Regions from separate parts of the Homo sapiens genome. Here region 2 is linked to region 1. A link is an interaction called in ENCODE POLR2A ChIA-PET data of the cell type or tissue named here. Cell type or tissue: CD4-positive, alpha-beta T cell. All regions are shown on one strand. Each heading gives the region's core, and the rest is flanking DNA. Links, peaks and the distances in the headings are about the cores only.

Region 1 (6,948 bases), core at 2,473-4,972:
AAAAAACAGAAATAGTATACAGTAGGCCAGGCACTGTGGCTCAGGACTGTAATCTCAGCACTTTGGGAAGTCAAGGCAGGAGGATCACTTGAGACCAGGAGTTCAAAGCTGCAGTGAACTGAGTGCGCCACTGAACTCCACCTGGGCAACAAAGCAAGACTCTGCCTCAAAAAAAAAGAAAGAAATAGTATATAGAAGTTTATTAGGTTGGTACAAAAGTAATTGCAGTTTTTGCCTAAGTTCCTGTAACTCTAAGTCAACATCTGGCCCTGAGTTCACTCATGCTGGCTGGGACAGAAGACTTATTCTGGAAGCTTGGGAAAACAGGAGCTCACGTCATGATTGGGACTGCCATCTGCTTGGCCATGTATATATTTCTCTATGACTCAGACATCAGAGACCAGGCTGGAGTGCAGTGGCGTGATCTCGGCTCATTGCAACCTCCACCTCCCAGGTTCACGCAATTCTCATGCCTCAGCCTCCCAAGTAGCTGGGACTACAGGCGCCTGCCACCACACCCAGCTAGTTTTTTGTATTTTTAGTACAGATGGGGTTTCACCGTGTTAGCCAGGATGGTCTCGATCTCCCGACCTCGTGATCCGCCTACCTCGGCCTCCCAAAGTGCTGGGATTACAGGTGTGAGGCACTGTGCCCGGCCTTTTTTTTTTGTATTTTTAGAGACGGGGTTTCGCCATGTTTGCCATGGTCTCAAACTCCTGACCTCAAGTGATCCTTCTGCCTCAGCCTCCCAAAGTGCTAAGATTATAGGTGTGAGTGTCTGCTCCTGGCCAGAGAACACCTTTTGGAGGTTGCAAGGCCATCAGAGATGACTGGGTCCAAGTCTAAGCTGCCATTCATTTCTGTCTTAAATGTTTACTAAGCACCCATGGAAGACAGGTGCCCTGTGAAGTGCTGGAGATGACGGTGGGCGAGCAAGCAGTGGCACAGAGTGGGGAGCAGTCTCCGAGGAGAGAAGTGGCTGCCCCGGGCACCCCAGCTGCCTGGAGATGACAGAGCCAAGACAGGACCTCAGCTGTCCTGACTCTCTCCTTCCACATCACTGTCAGCCCTGTTTCTTTTCTCACACATTCTCCAGAAATGGTTTTCAAAATACACTTGAGTGGGATCTCACACTCCCAATAAAGTGCTTCACACAGTGTAGCTCACACAGTGCAGTTCCTTCACATGCGTTCCATTTACATAGATTTCATGGTACCCAGGACAAAAAGCTGAAGTGGCAGTGCCCGGTCCCCTGCTTTCCCTGGGGAGGGAAATGGGACACAGAACGTGCTGTTTCCTCAGGCCCCGCTGGGCCTCTAGCAGGGGGAGTGCCTCTGAGCTAATAGGCAATTCAAGGACTTTAGAGGACAGTTTGACTTATGAGGTCTTTGCTCTGCTAGTTGACTTTAGAACCTAACCCACTGAATGTGTACTGAAGAATTCAACACAGCATGCAAATCAGCACCCCCAACACTCAGGCAATGACGGAGCACATGAAGACCACGGTCCCTGCGTCTTGGCTCTTAGGAAGATGAGACGGCTGAAATGCAGGCATGGTGTATCATTTTATTCAACCAATAAGTATGGACCACACACTATGCGTGAGGCATTTCCTAGGCACTGAAGATGGCAGATCAACGTCTGTCTTAATGGCAGGCAGCTTCAGTGGGGGGCTGAGTAGAGGGCATAAAATACAGAAATAAAACATCGGGCCTGGCACAGAACAAAGCGTGGCATGGAAGAAGGAAGAACAAGGAAGTGGTTGCCACAGGGCTGCAGTTGTCACCAGGGATAGCTCCACTGAGCAGGGAACACTCCGTGTTGGAGGATGGGTGAGCCGGGTCCTCTGGCCACAGCAGGATGCCCACTTTTACCCTGATAAGCCGAGAGGCTTGCAGAGAGCTTGGGAAATCATTTCGCCCCACGACTCTCCATTTTCCGCACTCACCTGCCATGCTAATCCAGTTCTCCAAAGTTCTGACATCAAGTAGGTGGCTCCTAGAGCTGGGGAGCCTGAGAGCACTCGGCTACCACCTCCAGCAGGTATAGTTCCTTTTTGGCCAATTTTACTGGGGCCACAGAGAAATGCGTCATGGTGTGGCCACTGTCCCTGCAAAGCAGCTAAACACACACCACAGAACCTGAGCTTGACCATGCTGGGGACAGAAACTAAGGCCTGAGGTCAGGTGACACAAAATGCCTGGGGAATCTGAGATCTGAGAAGTGCTCACTTGAGGCCTTCTCCCCTGAACAGGGCAGGACTCTTCAGGTTCAAGGATGAGGCCGTTTCACTCAGCAGAGCCATCACCATCCAAGTTCCTCTCTTTTTTGTTTAAGTGACTACCTGTTTGAAAAGACTCATCAGACCCTCCATGGAGGTCACTCACCTCATGGTCCCTGCCCTCAGGGAGCTGCAGATCTACCTGGCAAGACAAGTGACACTTGAGAAGAACTTATAAAAAATACACAGGCAAGCCCAGCAGGAGCTGTCGCCTCTGTGACAGCAGGTGCTCCAGCAGAGAAAAGGTGAGGCCTGTCATGGGCTTCACAGCCCTGCAGGGAGGTGGCCAGGGAATTCTGGGTCTAGGGCAATGGAGTCACTCATAACATGCAGAATTAGAAAGTTGTGATCAAGGCCATCTCCCAGTCAGACCCATAGCTCCTGCAGGGCAGGGTCAGACCTTGGGGCCAGTTTCTCCAGGGCACCGGGCAGCCTGTGAAACATGGGTTAGTGGGTGGATGGGCTGCAGCTTGGCTGCTGCTCTAGGCAGGAACTCTGCTCTCCAGCCAGAGGACCCTTCTGTTCACTTCACTCCCATTGCCAAACTGGATGGCTGAGAGGCGCTCCAGACCTTTCTCGTCTCCTTAAACCATGACCAGTCAGCAAGTCCTACTAACTCCATGGTTCAAAGGCCCTCAGATCCACTATCTCATCTAACAGTCAAGGGTGACAGGGAAGAGTCTGGACTTGGACCATATCCCAGATCTACCACCGGATCGTAACTCACACTCCTCCAAACTATCTCATCCCCCCACCCTTCCCAAGCCCACCCCCGTACTCTTTCCCTGGCCTCCAAACACGCCCACACCCCACTTCCCTGCAAACCTGGGCCTTCCTGAGGATTCTGCTGCCAGGGGATTCTCTGTCCCTTGTCTTATCTCCCCTCAAGAATCCTGGGACTCTCCCACTTGTATTGTTGGGCCCTGCTTGGTGCCTAGTCCATGTGTGTTGAAGAAATGAGTGCACAGGTTTGGGGTTGACCTAAGTGGACCTCCTGTGCCATTCTTTTTTGTTTGTTTTGAAACAGTCTCACTCTGTCACCCAGGCTGGAGTCCATTGGTGCGATCTCGGCTAGCTGCAACCCCCAACTCCCGAGTTCAAGCAATTCTCCTGCCTCAGCCTCCTGAGTAGCTGGAATTACAGGCACCTGCCCCCACACCTGGTTAATTTTTGTATTTTTAGTAGAGGCGGGGTTTCACCATGTTGGCCAGGCTGGTCTCGAACTCCTGACCTCAAATGATCCACCCACCTCAGCCTCCCAAAGTGCTGGGAATACAGCCATGAGCCACCGCACCCAGCCCCTTCTGTGCCATTCTTAACCCAAAGGCCACTGCCCAGGGTGAGAACACAGCCGCAGCCGAGAGAGACTCCACTGCGTCCTCAGGAAAGTACTTACGTTCACAGCCAAATATCCAGACAGGAAAAAACACCATTTCTTGAATTCCAGTCAACTCCGTGATGCAGTGATCACAATGGGGCTGGGAGAGCCCACGTCTCCCTCAGCTGCTCTTCCGCCACCCCTGCTGTTTCAGGGCCAGCCATGGGCCCTTCTCTGCCATTACTTGGCAACCATGGGCAAGTCACTTAGACACTCTGGCTGCTGCCTCAGCTGGCCAAGTCCCACTGTGCTGCTACCTCCCTGGCTGACAGGTGAGAACAACGCATGTTCATAGGGCGGTACACTGCAAAGAACCCCATTTCCTCCTGCTTCCCCAGCCTGTGAGGCCGCTGTTTGCATGGTTTTTTTTTTTTTTTTTTTTTTTGGTTTTTGTTTGTTTGATTTTTTGAGATAGAGTCTTGCTCTGTCACCCAGGCTGGAGTGCAGTGGTACAATCTCGACTCACTGCAACCTCCACCTGCCAGGTTCAACTGATTCTCCTGTCTCAGCCTCCGGAGTAGCTGGGATTACAGGCATGCACCACCACACCCGGCTAATTTTGTATTTTTAGTAGAGACGGGGTTTCTCCATGTTGGTCAGGCTGGTCTCAAATTCCCAACCTCAGGTGATCCGCCCCCGTTGGCCTCCTAAAGTGCTGGGATTACAGGCATGAGCCACAGCACCCGGCCTGCATGTTAATCAGAATTGTGACAACCAAGCTCGCTTTCTTCCTGAAGTAATACGGGTTGAAATTCTCCCTAAACCCTCCCAAGGCAGCTCTCGCACTCTTCTCTACCTACTTCCACCTTTCTTGGCCTCTTTTCCTTCTTGGGGGAAAAACCCAGACACTGGGACTAGATCTGAATTCAGACTTAATTAGCATTGATTGAACAATTACATCTCAGGAAGACCCTCAGTGTTTACTGAACCCCCATTACACCTCCTTGCAGTAAGAATCGATGGTACTGAATCACTCAATGTACAGACCAAGCCAGGTCTCACCCACAAATCAGGAGCACTGAAAAGGTGACAAGAAATGTTTCCTGGAAAAATGGTCCAGTATTACCAAAAATGCATCACAACTGCTTTCAAGGAAAGAATCAGAATGCTCCTGGACCCCCTCACCCTGCACTGCAGGCTCTGTATTGGTTTTGCTTTGTCTGCCGTCAGGGACCCTTCATCTCTTCAGCGCTAACAGCAGATGCAGGCCTTCCTGTGGCCTGGGTGATGCTCTTCACCTATCACAGACGCGGCCAGCAAGGCCTGTCTGTCACACAGCTTCAACATGACAGAGAGGTCTCCACGTCTAGGCAGCCCTGGTCCCAGGACACCACCAATGTCATGGACCACTGCCTGATGACTCACAGAGTAGGAGAAGTGGTGACCGGGGCCATCAGGCCCACGGGTTCAGGAGCCACCAGACCAGTGTCTCCAAGAGTGGACAGCCCTCTGGGCATGGGGAGGTTCTGGCCCAGGCCCTAGGCGCCTCCACCTCTGCTGCACTGTATTGCAAGGTAGCCTTTACCACCTCCCACAGAGACTGTGGCTTGGAGACTCCTGACTAGGCAGAGACAGAAACAGAAACTTTTTGTGGGATCCTAGAAAGGGGCACATTTCCATTTTGAGTAATCTATTTCCAAGTCCCCTCGTGGGGGAAAGGGAACCTCCTGTCACCACTGCCGGCCTGGCTCTCTCTCTCCATCCTCCCCATGGAGCGCCAAGGTCCTCTGCAGAGCTCTCCCTGCCTGCCACCTTCTCACCAGCACTTCCTCCACCTACAGGACAGTGACATGCTATAAAATGCCACAACTTTAACTACCATATTTCCCTGTGTCTTCTATGAGTAAAAACATGTCCTTACCCTTGGAACCATGTTCCTCAAAGTGGAGACAAATTTTCACAGGGCCTATCTTTTCTCTCCCACTCAGGCAACTGAGTAGGGTGAAGGGCTGGTGTTTGTGGCTAAGGAACAAAGTACCTGGGCCCAAGGGTCTCAAAGCCACGGCCTCTAGTCCATCAACACCATGAGCTAAATTGCACTACACACCCCAGTTCCCCTAGACCTTAGAAAACACACACTGAACTGGTAGGTTCAACCTGGACAAGCTTACAGTGTAAAGAGCCGACAGGGAGTTGCAAGCTGATGACTAGCTTCAATTATTGCCAACGTGATCTGCTGGGGCAAGCTGGCCTTCGGGACGCATTCCGTTAGCTCCTTCTCAAAACAATTTTGTTCCCTGAAGTATTACTTTACATCATACAGTCAATGTTCTGCTCTTATGGTGATTCTAGAACCACGGCTGGCTGCTCTTAAATCCTTGTAAGAACTTGGGCACGGTAGCTCCTGCCTGTAATCCCAGCACTTTGGGAGGGTGAGGCAAGAGGATCACTTGAGCCCAGGAGTTAGAGACCAGCTGGGCAAAATAATGACATGCCATCTCTACAAAAAAAAAAAAAAAAAAAAATTAGCCGGGCATGGTGGGGCATGCCTGTAGTTCCAGGTACTCAGGAGGATCGCTGGAGACAAGGAGTTCAAGGCTGCAGTGAACGTCGTGACGGCACCGCTGCACTCCAGCCTGGGCCACAGAGCAAGACCCTGGCTCTAAATAAATAAATGAACCTTTGTAAGAGAACCTGTAAAGCTCTTCCCTGGTTCTCCCATCCTGTGGAAAACCTCCGAACTCCTTCAAATTCTCAAGGGTGAGAGACGGATTTCTAAATACCCAGGGCTTCCATTAAGGTAAAAACCATTAAGAAGATAAAAAAGTCAAACCCAATAAACAACAATTCTAAGACTCTAATTAATGACATGCATGCTTATTTGGGAGGGAAAGGCACTGATATCTGCAACTTACTTTGACACAAAAAACAAGAGGGACTGCTGGTTGGACAAATATGTGATGAAATACAATAAAGTGTTAACTCTACATTCTAGGTGGTGGTCTGTGGGTGTTCACTGTAAAATTCCTTCAACTTTTGTATGTTTCACGTTTTTCGTAACTGAATGTGTAGAGGGGGAGTCTTCTGAGACTGGCAAGTGACTGGGCATAACCTTTCCGATTAAGGGCAGAGGGCAAGGCAGAGCTGGCACGCCTCCCTCCACCCAGTTCTACCTAGATCGGCCCCAAGGGAAGCAGCAAAGAACCCAGGAGAGCAGTAACTTGCCCGGGCACCGCCCCGCCCAGCATCAGGCCCCAGAATACAGAAGAAACTGGCAGAAACACTATGGAACGTCCCTGCCCCCGGGCCCGCCAACCCCCTCACTGGGACAGGTTCTCAGCCCCAGCTG
Region 2 (7,452 bases), core at 2,204-4,703, 59 kb after region 1:
AGTGTTGTGGTTATATAATAAAATGTTATCACACTCAAATATTTATTAGTGAAATGTCACCATTTCTGTAACTTAAAAAAAATACTCCATCGGCTAGGCACGGTGGCTCACGCCTGTAATCCCAGCACTTCGGGAGGCTGAGGCGGGCAGATCACGAGGTCAGAAGATTGAGACCATCCTGACCAACACGGTGAAACCCCATCTCTACTAAAAAATACAACAAAAATTAGCCAGGCCTGGTGGCGGGCGCCTGTAGTCCCAGCTACTTGGGAGGCTGAGGCAGGAGAATGGCCTGAACCCGGGAGGCAGAGCTTGTAGTAAGCCGAGATAGCGCCACTGCACTCCAGCCTGGGCGACAGAGCAAGACTCCGTCTCAAAAAAATACTCCCTCGGGTGGCACAGTGGCTCACACCTATAATCCCAGCACTTTGGGAGGTTGAGATGGGAGGATCACTTGAGCCCAGGGGTTTGAGACCAATCCTGGCAACATAGAGAGACTCCATCTCTACTTTAAAAAACTATTTTTGGCCAGGCGCGGTGGCTCACACCTGTAATCCCAGCACTTTGAGAGGCAGAGATGGGTGGATCACTTGAGATGAGGAGTTCGAGACCAGCCTGACCAACATGGTGAAACACTGTCTCTACTAAAAATACAAAACTAGCCGGATGTGGTAGTGGGGGCCTGTAATCCCAGCTACTCGGGAGACTGAGGCAAGGAGAATCGCTTGAACCCGGGAGGTGGAGGTTGCAGTGAGCCAAGATCGCACCATTGCACTCCAGCCTGGGCAACAGAAGTGAAACTCTGTCTCAAAAATAAATAAATAAATAAATAAAATAAAAGTAAATAAATAAGGCCAGGTGCGGTGGCTCACACCTGTAATCCCAGCACTTTGGGAGGCTGAGGCGGGCAGATCATGAAGTCAGGAGTTTGAGACCAGCCTGGCCAATATGGTGAAACCCCGTCTGTACTAAAAATACAAAGATTAGGCTGGGCGTGGTGGCTCACGTCTGTAATCCCAGCACTTTGGGAGGCTGAGGTGGGCGGATCACCTGAGGTCAGGAGTTTGAGACCAGCCTGGCTAACATGGTGAAACCCCATGTCTACTAAAAGTAAAAAAAAAAAAAAAAAAAATTAGTCGGGTTTGGGGGCACACGCCTGTAATCCCAGCTACTTGGGAGGCTGAGGCAGGAGAATTGCTTGAACCTGGGAGGCGGAGGTTGCAGTGAGCTGAGATCACACCACTGTACTCCAGCCAGGGCAACAAGAGCGAAACTCCCTCTCAAAAAAAAGCCAGGTGTGGTAACACGCACCTGTAGTCCCAGCTACTTGGGAGGCTGAGGCAGAAGAATTGCTTGAACCCGGGAGGCGGAGGTTGCAGTGAGCAGAGATTGCACCACTGCGCTCCAGCCTGGGCAACAGAGCGAGACTCTGTCTCAAAAATAAATAAATAAAATTAAAAATAAATAAATAAATACGATTGATTATGATGGTCACACAACTCTGTAAATATACTAAACGCCATAAACCTGCCCACTTTACATACAGACCGTCAATAAACATGTGTTGAGTGTGTGAATGTCAGGTGCAGTGGGACCATTGCCAGAAAGGTGTCTCAGACCGCCCAGCCTGCAGCTGAGCTTGGTTTGATTTGGTCTTTTGCAGACAGTAGCTGATGGTGTTTTTTGCTTCTGCTGCTAGGAAGCTCACCTTGCAGCTCCCCTCTACCAATAGCATCTAGTAGGGGTTGAGCCTCATCGAAGCTGTGTCATTTTCCCTTTCCTGGACTCCCTCACTATTTTAGTTGAATTTTGTTACACCGTGTAACTTCCCAGGTTGCTGCAACCCTCTTCTGGAAGGAGGCAGGGTGTGAATTCATAGAGTATTCTTTCTTATCTTCCCCTTGGCTGTTGGCAGTTAGTCCACAGTGATCTGGATCCCTTGAAGAAAGAAATGGAAGAGGTCTGGAAAATCGTCCGGAAGCTGCTGATTGAGGGCTTAAGACTGGATCCTGACAGTGCTGCTGGCTTTAGGAGGTGAGTGCCCGCCCGAGCCCCTCCTGGTAGGGGTCCTGCTGCCCAGGCTGTGGGGAACACACCCTGGAAGCTCTGGGAGGAAAGATTCCAGACCTTTGGATGAGGGGATGGGGGCTTGGCTGTGGCTGAAAGCACTGAGGAGGAGGGAAGCTCTGGCCTGAGCTGGCAGAGGTGATCCAGCCCTATTCCTGCCAATGGGGAAACCAAGGCTCAGAGAGGGAAGGGGACTGGGCAGATCCAGGACCCCTGACCCCCACCCAGACAGTGCCCCAGGCAGAGGGACCCAATATTTATGGGGCTCCTGTCCTCAGACCACCCCTCACACAGCTTTAAAAACCATCCGTTGTGTTTGGGGCGGCAGAGAAACCACAAGAGTGGTTGGAGACTGCAGGGCCTGTGGGGCTGAGCTGGGCCGGGCACTGGCAGGAGGGATGCAGCCCTGGGGCTCTGGCTGGCTGCAGCCTCCCACACATGGCCTGGGCCCAGCAGGGGCAGCGGCTGATGATCATGTGCCTTTCAGGAAGCTGTTCAAGCGCGTGAAGTGCATCTCCTGTGACCGGCCTGTGGAGATGATGACTGGCCCGTGAGTACCACCGCCCAGGGTGCCCCGGCCCTAAGGGCTTGTGGGGCCCATGGAGGTCATCTCCGTGCACCTCCATGTGCACCGTTCCATGCACGCTGTGTGTCTACACATCCATATACAGCATTCTCTCCAGCCATCAAGTCCATACACGCCCACATGCACCATTCTCTATGCACCAGGTATCTACACATCCACATCCACTGTTCTGTACCGTCAAGTCCATACACATCCATGTACACTGTTCTGTATGTGCCATGTGTATCCACATTCATATACAGGGTTCCCCAGCCTTCAAGATACACATGTCCACATACACTGTTCTACAGCCATCAAAAATATACAAATATGCGGCCTTGTATGATAGCGCCTGCCTATAGTCCCAGCTACTCAGGAGGCTGAGATGGGAGGATGGCTTGAGCCCAGGAGTTCGAGGCTGTAGTGAGCTAGGATTGTGCCACTGCTCTCCAGCCTGGGTGACAGTGAGACCTCATATCAAAAAAAAAGGCCATGTTGGCAAGGCTGGTCTCAAACTCCTGACCTCAGGTGATCCGCCCACCTCAGCCTCCCAAAGTGCTGGGATCATAGGTGTATGCCACCGCGCCTAGCCTGGTTTTTACTTTTGGAAATAGAACAATTGTTTTTTGTGTCTTACTGTGATGATCAGAGGTCCTGAGATGCCTTTCGGGGGGGCCCCTTCTACTTCTATGCTGTGGACGCTTCTGGCATTCGAGGGTGGTGACCTGAGTCTGCACCTCCTTCCTCCTGCTGGGAAGGCTTCCTGGAGGGGTGGGAGACGAGCCCTCTGCTGGCCTAGCACGCCTCCCACAGCCCCTGCTGTGCCCTTGTCCTCCAACAGACAGCTGATCACCATCCGCAAAGCCCACCTGCTGTCCCGGCTGCGGCCAGCCAGCGCCAACAGCTGCGAGTACTTGCAGCGGCAACAGATGAGGTGAGCAGGATGGGCGCCCCGCAGGGAGGCCGCCCCGCATGGAGGCCACTCTGGAGCCTGGGAACCCTGTTCCTGCAGAGACACATCCTCCAGGCCCAGGGACCTAAGATTGTCCTGGACATGGCCAGCCCTTCGCAAGACAGGCACTCCGAGAGGTGGCTGGGGCGGCAGACAGGCCCACGAGATGATGGCGGAGGGAGGAACTGACATATTTACTGCACATCTATTGTGGGCCAGGAACTGTTAGACGGTTTCTTATTTAAATCTCACAACCCCCTGTGAGCTAGGGTTCCTATGCCCATGTCCCTGTTTCTTGGCGGAGGGAATCGGTGATGATGGGGAACCCTCAGGGAGCCGCTGCTGTGCCCGGCAGGCACTGTGCCAAGCGCTGGGGCTCACCTGGCCTTGTTGAGTCCTCACAGCTGCCCTCTAAGATGTATCCTGGTACCATCCCATGTCACAGTTGAAGAAACTGAGGCTCAGAGAACTGCAGTGACCTGCCCAAGGTCACTGCTAGCAAGTCCAGGGCTGATGTCCAAACCCTCAGGTTTCCACCGCACCCAGCTGGCTCCCTGGGTGCCAGCCCCACCCCTCAACCTCCTGACATCCCACAGCTCTATGGATCTCCCCAGCCTCCAACCCTGCTGTGGGGACGTCTGGCCAGGTGGGGGAAGAACCGGTGAATCGTCACCACAGCCGTGGGAAGGGGAGGGACGTGGGGGCCTGTGCTGACTCTGCCACCCTCCCTCCCTGGCTCCTTGAGATCAAGAGATTAGAAGGACACGCTCTTCAGGCCAGGGGTCCAAAGGGAAATGGCTGGGTCTGGGGAAATGCAGGTCTCAATTTGATTCCTCTGCCCCACTGTGTGTGTCTGTATCCATCCGCCAGGCCCCAGGCCTGCCTGGCTGTGCCAGCTAAACACAAGCTGAAAGAAATGCTGGTCTTCCCTCGATGCTGGCCAGGCCCTTGGGGCCCGTCCTGGGCTCTGGGGTACAGGGTCTCCAGGTCGCTGCTGACCCACTGCCCTGCTGCAGGGAACAGCAGTGGCTGCAGCTCCAGGACCTCGGTATCCAGGAGGATTGTCAGCAGGACTGGGGTGATGGCCCCCAAAACGCCACCAGCCTCAAGTGCAAGTCCTGCAACCTGTTGACGCTCTATCCCTACGGGGATCCCCACGTGATCGACTATGACAGCGTGAGTCTGGCCGGGGCCTCCTTCTCAGAGGGTGGACGTCAGCGCACCCCAGCCCCAGGTGTGGGACCAGGCACTGAGCAGTGGGCAACCCCAGCAGAGGCTGCACTCTGTCTCCTGGGCTTCTGCGTGTACCAAAGTTCGGGGGCAGATCGGGTCGGGGGCTCCCTAACCCGGGACCTGGGCCATCCAACAGGCCGAGGTGGACATCCTGGGCGTGGATGGGATCCTGTACAAAGGCCGCGTGAACAGCCAGCGTGGGGCTCAGCCCTTGGCCGTCGCAAAGGAGCTGGCAGGTGAGGGGCGTAGGGCTCCCTGGGGCACCCTTGCCTGGGGCCCTGGTTCTGCTGGGCAGGGTGAGAGGGTGCAGGTGGGGCCCAGAGCCAGCACTATCCCTGACCGGGGAGTCCTCACACAGTCAGTCACAAAAATTGGGTCACAGCAGGCCCCCAGGAGACTCAGTCTTTGCAATGGGGGAGGGAGACCGCGGGAGCGAGGATCTGCTGTTCCCGAGATCAACAGCTGACCAGAGAGAGGGCCGTGGCCACAGGACCATGGCCTGTGACGAAGGACGATGAGCTAGGAAAGGTGCTGGGCTGGTGCCAAGGGACGCCAGTCCACGGAGGACGGACTGGACAGCTGCCCTGAAGCCCTTGAAGAGGGACTAGGACTTAGCTGGATGAAGGGGTCGGGTGAGAGGAGAGTGGTCGTGTGGCAGGAACGGTGGGTGCAAAGGCCCTGTGGTGGGTGGAAGCCACTCACAGGCAGGAGCTCAGGACGCCGAGTCTCCCTGAAGGGTGGAGACTGGGGTGGGGCAGTGGGGTGACAAGGAGGAGACTTGGGCCAGACCCCAGAAGCTGTGTGTTAATATCACAGGCAAGGGTTGGGCCAGCGGGAGACCCAGAATTGTGCACATCTGGAATCAGTCAATGTGGTTGCTGCAGTGCTGAGGCCCGGCTCTGGCCGGCTCCTGCTGGGACCCCAAGACTCTGGAGTCCATCACTGGGTTCGAAGGACAAAAAGAGGAGCCTTCTCTGCACACCCCTTGAAGGCTCTTCCCCCTTGGGGATGGGGAGTTCTAAATTTTGCCCCTGGGTGGGAGCTACACGCCGCCCCATAAGGAGCAGTCCCGGAGCCACAAGATGGCCGGGGCCTGAACTCCACCTGCAGAAATTCTGGTTTTTTGTTGTTGTTGTTGTTGTTGTTTGTTTGTTTTTGAGGCGGAGTCTTGCTCTGTCGCCCAGGCTGGAGTGCAGTGGTGCGATCTCGGTTCACTGCAACCTCCAACTCCCGGGTTCAAGCGATTCTCCTGCCTCAGCCTCCCGAGTAGCTGGGATAACAGGCACGCACCACCACGCCCGGCTAAATTTTTGTATTTTTTAGTAGAGACGGGGTTTCACCATGTTTGGCCTCAAGTGATCCACCTGCCTCAGCCTCCCAAAGTGCAAGGATTACAGGCATGAGCCTCTGCGCCTGGCCCACCGGCAGAAATTCTTTCTTGCCAACGCTGTGCCTCCATTGACTCGAAGACCAGACATGGAAGAAGGGAAGGGGGACTGTTTCATCAATGTGCTGGGCAAAGGAGGAGGCACCCTGATTCGTCTCCTGGGGTTGCCGAGACAAATTACCACAAGCAGGGTGGCTTAAAGCAGCTGAAGTTCCTTCATTCCCCGGCCCATGTAGCACGCCGTCCCATTGGCCGGGCACGGTGGCTCACGCCTGTAATCCCAGCACTTTGGGAGACCGAGGCGGGCGGATCACAAGGTCAGGAGTTCAAGACTAGCCTGAACAACATGGTGAAACCTCGTCTGTACTGAAAATACAAAAATTAGCCAGCCATGGTGACACACGCCGTTAATCCCAGCTACTCAGGAGGCTGGGGCGGGAGAATCACTTGAACCCAGGAGGCAGAGGTTGCAGTGAAACAAGATCACGCCACTGCACTCTAGCCTGGACAACAGAGCGAGACTTCGTCTCAAAAAAAAAAAAAAAAAACAGCTGAAGTTCCAGCTGGGCAACAACAAATTAGCTGGGCATGGTGGCGTGCGCCTGTAGTCCCAGCTTCTCAGGAGGCTGAGGCAGGAGGATCGCTTGAGCCCGGGAATTTGAGGCTGTAGTGAGCCATGATCTCACCACTGCACTCCAGCCTGGGCGACAGAGCCAGGCCCTGTCTCAAAAACAAACAAACAAACAAACAAAAACAGAACAGAACAAAACCAAACAACAACAACAACAAAAACAAAATACAGCCAGAGTTGATCCTCCCGCTGTCCTGGAGGCTGGAAATCCTAAATCAAGGAGTCAGCAGGGCTGCACTCCCTCCAAAGGCTTGAGGAGGGTCCCTCCCTGTCTCTTCAGCTTCTGGGGCCGATGGCACTCCCTGGCACTTCTCTGTCCCCATGTGAGCTTCTCTTCTGTGTGTCCTCTCCTCTGTCCCCCATAAGGACATTTGTCTTTGGATTTGTGCCCGACCTAACCCAGGATGATCTCATCTCAAGATCCTTAAGCTAATTATACCTGCAAAGACCCTTTCTCCAAATAAGGTCACATTCACAGCTTCTAGGAGATGTATCTTTTTGGGGAGCACATTCAACACACCCTGTTTCCAGGCGGGCCAGACACCGTCTCAAACCCTGCATTCTCCTGGGCGGGATGTGGCTTCTCCTCGAGAGGACTGGCCGTTCCAGCCCCTGCC

What was found. ChIA-PET counts read pairs that join two places held together with the same protein. Peaks named below come from ENCODE experiments on the same cell type or tissue, not always from the same donor. Only the 100,000 strongest peaks of a DNase experiment are listed, where the experiment ranks them.
Region 2: POLR2A ChIA-PET joins it to region 1 with 6 read pairs; 6 of 35 experiments call an interaction of 5 or more read pairs at or near these places.

What each region holds. Positions count from the first base shown.
Region 1 is chr16:4,530,670-4,537,617 of GRCh38, forward strand. The region is part of intron 1 of CDIP1 (cell death inducing p53 target 1); the gene reads right to left. Among named protein-coding and RNA genes, the nearest start is that of CDIP1, 4.6 kb to the right of the region's middle. RefSeq lists an enhancer at 5,335-5,444. In CD4-positive, alpha-beta T cell, for the core only: no CTCF peak of the experiment used is centred there; a DNase peak (open chromatin) is centred at 3,962.
Region 2 is chr16:4,589,751-4,597,202 of GRCh38, forward strand. C16orf96 (chromosome 16 open reading frame 96) reads left to right here. Exons shown (of 16, transcript NM_001145011.2): 10 at 1,916-2,034; 11 at 2,555-2,617; 12 at 3,474-3,566; 13 at 4,601-4,760; 14 at 4,954-5,053. Among named protein-coding and RNA genes, the nearest start is that of UBALD1, 21 kb to the right of the region's middle. RefSeq lists enhancers at 2,719-3,519, 4,322-5,121. In CD4-positive, alpha-beta T cell, for the core only: no CTCF peak of the experiment used is centred there; no DNase peak of the experiment used is centred there.